Linked DNA regions of Homo sapiens: region 2 is linked to region 1. The links are chromatin loops, found by intact Hi-C in ENCODE. Cell type or tissue: MCF 10A. All regions are shown on one strand. Region 1 overlaps PDILT (protein disulfide isomerase like, testis expressed). Region 2 overlaps VPS35L (VPS35 endosomal protein sorting factor like).

The links. Peaks named below come from ENCODE experiments on the same cell type or tissue, not always from the same donor. Only the 100,000 strongest peaks of a DNase experiment are listed, where the experiment ranks them.
Region 2: it touches region 1 in a loop (5-fold over the local background); 8 of 110 quality-filtered maps call a loop at or near these places.

Annotation. Positions count from the first base shown.
Region 1 is chr16:20,382,455-20,384,954 of GRCh38, reverse strand. It overlaps PDILT (protein disulfide isomerase like, testis expressed), which reads left to right. Exons shown (of 12, transcript NM_174924.2): 3 at 104-310. Among named protein-coding and RNA genes, the nearest start is that of PDILT, 21 kb to the left of the region's middle. In MCF 10A, a CTCF peak has its summit at 1,340 (motif pointing right); no DNase peak of the experiment used is centred here.
Region 2 is chr16:19,600,554-19,603,053 of GRCh38, reverse strand. VPS35L (VPS35 endosomal protein sorting factor like) reads right to left here. Exons shown (of 31, transcript NM_020314.7): 9 at 1,331-1,390. Among named protein-coding and RNA genes, the nearest start is that of VPS35L, 46 kb to the right of the region's middle. In MCF 10A, a CTCF peak has its summit at 1,467; no DNase peak of the experiment used is centred here.

The sequences.
Region 1 (2,500 bases):
CACAAGAAAGGTTCCGGGAGCTAAGCAGGCCCAACAAATAATCTACTGTTGGAGATGGGGAGCGAGGAAAGGCCTCTCAAATTTTGTCTTCATACTCTTTCAGACAACCCATCCTCAAAGCAATCCAGGAACTTGGCGGAAGAGCTGGGCAAAGCTGTGGAGATCATGGGCAAAGGCAAGAATGGGATCGGCTTTGGCAAAGTGGACATTACCATAGAGAAGGAGCTTCAGCAGGAGTTTGGGATTACCAAGGCCCCGGAGTTGAAGCTGTTTTTTGAGGGCAACAGGTCAGAGCCCATCAGCTGCAAAGGTAATGGTGCTTGTGTGTCACACTTGTTTCATGCTCATGGAAAGTCCACTTAACAGCTATAGGGTAAAGGTGGGAGGCTCTGCTCCATGCAGCTTCTCGGGGACCCAGGATCCTCCAGCTTGTGACTCTGCCCTTCTCTAGGGCCTTGGAGCCACCTGCTCTTTCCTCTGTATCCAGCCAGCAGTTGGGGTAAGGGGTAGAAGGTCACCACGGGTACTGTTCATGGCCCTGGCCATGAACAGTGGTAAGTATCACTTCTATTCACATCCCATTGACCAGAATTCTGTTACATGGCCAGAACCAGCTGCAAGAAAGGCGGAGAAATACAGTTCAGCTCTGTTTTTAGAAAGAAAACGGGTTTAGTGAATATGTGGCTGCTTCTACTACAGCTTGAAGCTCAGCTGATGGGCCCTAGAAACACCAAGAAGTGGGAGGGTGGGGTGCATGGCTTAGAAACTATCAGACACCAGAGATTAAGTTCTAACTCCACTTCCCACTCCCAATCTTTGACTTTAGAATGATTTGACAGAGTCCTAGGACTAGGGAAGCACTATTTAGCCAAAAGGGAAATTGGGAGATGATGGAACAAGACAGGCTTGGGATGCAATGTCTACCAAACACCTTACGTTCTATCATATTTTTCATTCATTGATTAACTCGTTCATTCATTTATTCAGCATCCATTTATTGACAAGCTACCATGTGCCAAGCCCTATCTTGATGTTGAGGATGTGTGGAGAATAAGGTACTAGTATGGCACATATGGTAGTCCCAACTTTTAGAAAGTTACATATATGAAGGCATTCATGGATGCAGGATGGATAAATGGATGGAAGGATGGAAGTAACAAAACTGATGAACACAGAAGTGCCTGTAACAGCCATGCCAGTAGAATGTTCCCATTATATATGTTAAATTATTGAGTCTTGAGTAACGGAAACTGCCTTCCACTGGATCTGGTGTATAGCCAGCTTCCAATAAGCTGGATTCAGTGTTATTTGCAAGAAACACACATCCAGGGGCTGCAGGATGCTTTGCAGTTCTCAGAATGGACACAAGAGGGCATGAAAGACACAGGATAGACCCAGAGAAAGGCGCCACAAGAGAACCTCGGAGCAATCACCTAAGGGCAGGGCTGCAGCTCCCAGCAGGCTTGTGGGAGGGTGGTGGCTGCGGGCGCCAGAGAAGAGATGGGGAGGGAGGGCGGGAGCAGTGAGAGAAGCAACAGAGGATGCTGTTTCCTATAGATACCAGGGGATGACCCTCAACAAGGGGGACTCGCTGACACCAGCAAGGAGCCCTTTGTGATGTGTTTGCTCTGGGGAGAGCTGTGAGGAAATGAGAGGCCCTAGGTCATCGGAGCCCATGACTGCTAATGGAGTGGCCCAGGTGCTGCAATGACCTTCCCTCCTGAAGGGCAGGAGAGAACTGACTCCACTTAGAGGCGACAAAGTAACAATATGGCAACTTCCAGACTGTGGGTGAAACTAGCAGAGAAGGTCCCCAAGGCATTTGACTTCTGAGCCCCCTTCATCAGGGAAACCAGTGCCTGGGACCTCGTCTGCCATACAGGAAGCTTCATCATCACCCCATCTAGGAAGTCTCCCCTGACTGCTCAGGCCAGGGTGCCTGCTCCACCTCTGTGGCCTCACAGCATCTGTGTTTTCCCCATCAAGGCCCTCGCCTCAAAGAATTACATCTGCTACTTATTGCTTGTTCTCTACAGAGAGCATCACAAGGGCAGTGGCTGATCTCACTTGCACTCCTGGGTCCTCTAAAGAGACTGCCAGAATTGACAGCACTCCCCTCTGCATCCAAATCCTTACCACAGGCTTAAGAAACAATCACTGCCGCTCGTCGAATCTCAGTTTTTCCATCTGTTAAATGGGGATGGTGAAAAGATCTACCCCTCTACACTGTTGGGAAGATAAAATGATGTTTGCAAGGCACACGGCCTGACACATACCTGTAGCATATACTGTGTTCCAGGCATTGTTCTAGACCCTTCTCCTATGTCATAACACCCCAATATAAGAGGTGCTTTTACAGATGGAGAAACTGAGGCACAGAAAGGTAGAATAACTTCCTCAAAGCTGCCCAGTGAGTAGTGGTGGAGTCAGCAAATGTTTTCTGCAAAGGCCCAGATTATTAATATTCCAGATCCTACAGGCCAGGCAGTCTCTGTTGTAA
Region 2 (2,500 bases), 780 kb after region 1:
GTGGCTCATGCCTATAATCCCAGCACTTTGGGAGGCTGAGGTGGGAGGACTGCTTGGGCCCAGAAGTTTGAGAGCAGCTTGGGCAACATAGGGAGACCCCGTGTCTACAAAGATGAAAAAGTAAAAATATTAAATAGAAAAAAAAAAAAGGGACGGGCACGGTTGCTCATGCCTATAATCCCAGCACTTTGGGAGGCCGAGGCGGATGAATCACTTGAGGTCAGGAGTTTGAGACCAGCCTGGCCAACATGGTACAAACCCTGTCTCTACTAAAAATACAAAAATTAGCCAGGTGTGGTGGCAGGCACCAGTAGTCCCAGCTACTGAGGAGGGTGAAGCAGGAGAATCGCTTGAATCCGGGAGGCGAAGGCTGCAGCGAGCCAAGATTGTGCCACTGCCCTGCAGCCTGGGTGACAGAGCAAGAGTCCATCTCAAAAAAATTAAATAAAGATAAATTGATCGATTGATGGACAGATAGGAAGCAGAAGGAGAGAGAAAAGGAGAGGGTGGGAGAGGAGGAGGGAGAGGAAGAGAGAGGAGGAGAGAGAGGGAGGAATAAAGGAAAGAGGAAAGAAGGAAGAATATAGGTCAGGTTATAGGTTACTGTCACAAACACTTTCTATTCACCTCCTGGGAAGCCCCACTGCAGGAGCGGAGGGAAGTGGAGCGGCAATGGAGCAAGCTGGTTGCTCTAGCTTGGACGGATGAGAACGTTTCCTCATAGCAGTGCTCGGAAGTTAAAAAGAGGAATAAAGGCAAAGGATGCTGCAGCTGAGAGTCCTGCATTGCCAGACACATCATTCTTACCATTTATACGACAAAAGAAATTCATCATCCACTTGTCCCATTATAACCTCCTGGGAATTTAAACTTGATTGACAGTCAATTTAATGCAAAATCATTTGGGTATAGATTGTGAATTCAAAGCATCAATTACTATTGATCTATTTGACATCATTCTTTAATATGCATAAAGTCGTTTTTGATTTTTTTTTCCAAGCAAGTTGCTTCTTAGGAGGGAACGATACATAGGAAAAATATTAAAGTCAAGCAGCAGAGGAAAATATGTTCGTGTGAAAGTTTGGCTGAATCTAACTGTGAGGCCTTTGCAGATTCAAATGACTTGCCTGAGTTCCTACACGGGCCATTTAGAAACCTTCTAATGTTTTTAGAAGACTGAGGTGATCAGAAATCTTCAAAGGTGTTTCTTTTACTTTAACACACCCAAAATTAAAACCTTTATCAAGCTTCAATGAATCCTGACTCAATAAAAGCCTTCTAGTCCTGACTCCAGGGCAGAATGACACCCCAGGAACAGCTGCGACATTACCTGGTAAGACGCTGCGGCTATCCACACACATGGAAAAGATGCGCTCGTACACGAGCTTTCCTGGGAGGAAAAGGACAGATGGTGTTAGTATCACACTCTTCAGGAGCAAACAGTAAATAAATGTTTGTTAATTAGGGACCCAGAGCTATCATCGCCCAGACAGGCTTTAACTTGTGATGGTATGCTGCCACCTGGTGGGACAGATTTTAAGCCACATTTTTTTTGTTTTGTTTTTAGTTTTTCCAGTAGACTTTTACTTTCTTTGAAAGGCAGAAAAGTGATCGTTTTACCCTTTGGAATCTAAAGGAGTCTCAAGTATCTCCATCCACTCAGACGATGGTCCACACTCCATGCTAGGCCAGAGGTGAAAACAGGCAGCCCACGGGCTGAATCCAGCCTGTGACCAGTTGTGCATGGCCACTCCACAACACACAACAGCCCACAAAGTGTTTTAACATTTTTTGAATTGGTTACCAACACGTAAAAACTGGAAGAGGCTGGGCATAGTGGCTCACACCTGTAATCCTAGCACTTTGGGAAGCCGAGGCAGGAAGACTGCTTGAGCCCAGGAGTTCAAGAGCAGCCTGGGCAACACTGTGAGACAGGGTATGTACAAAAAATTTAAAAATTAGCCAGGCATGGCAGTGCACGCCTGTAGTTTCAGCTACTTGGGAGGCTGAGGTGGGAGGATTGCTTGAGCCCAGGAGTTCAAGGCTGCGGTGAGCCATGATCACCCACTGCCCTCCAGCCTGGGTGAGAGAGCAAGACCCTGTCTCAAACACAAAAACTAAAACAAACTCTACAACTTGGGAGAACTCACATGCCATATTTTCTCCTTCTTCACATAAAATATGTCAAAAATGTGGCGATATCTCTATAGGATAACACAGCTAGAGCAAATTAGTAGCTGCCCCTTGAAATGGCATATACACTAACCAGTTTGCCAGTCTCAACCACCCCCTACTGTCTCTCATCATCAGCGTGCTTTTCACTCTTTTATGTGACCTGCCTGGTCCCTAGAAGCCTCAGAATTTGAGATTCAACTAGAATGCAAGCTCCACAAAGGCAGAGATTTGTGCTTGTTTTGTTCACTGACATATTCCTAGTACTGATCAGTGCCTGGCACACAGGGGGTACTCAATATTTGTTGGATGGATGAACATACTAGAG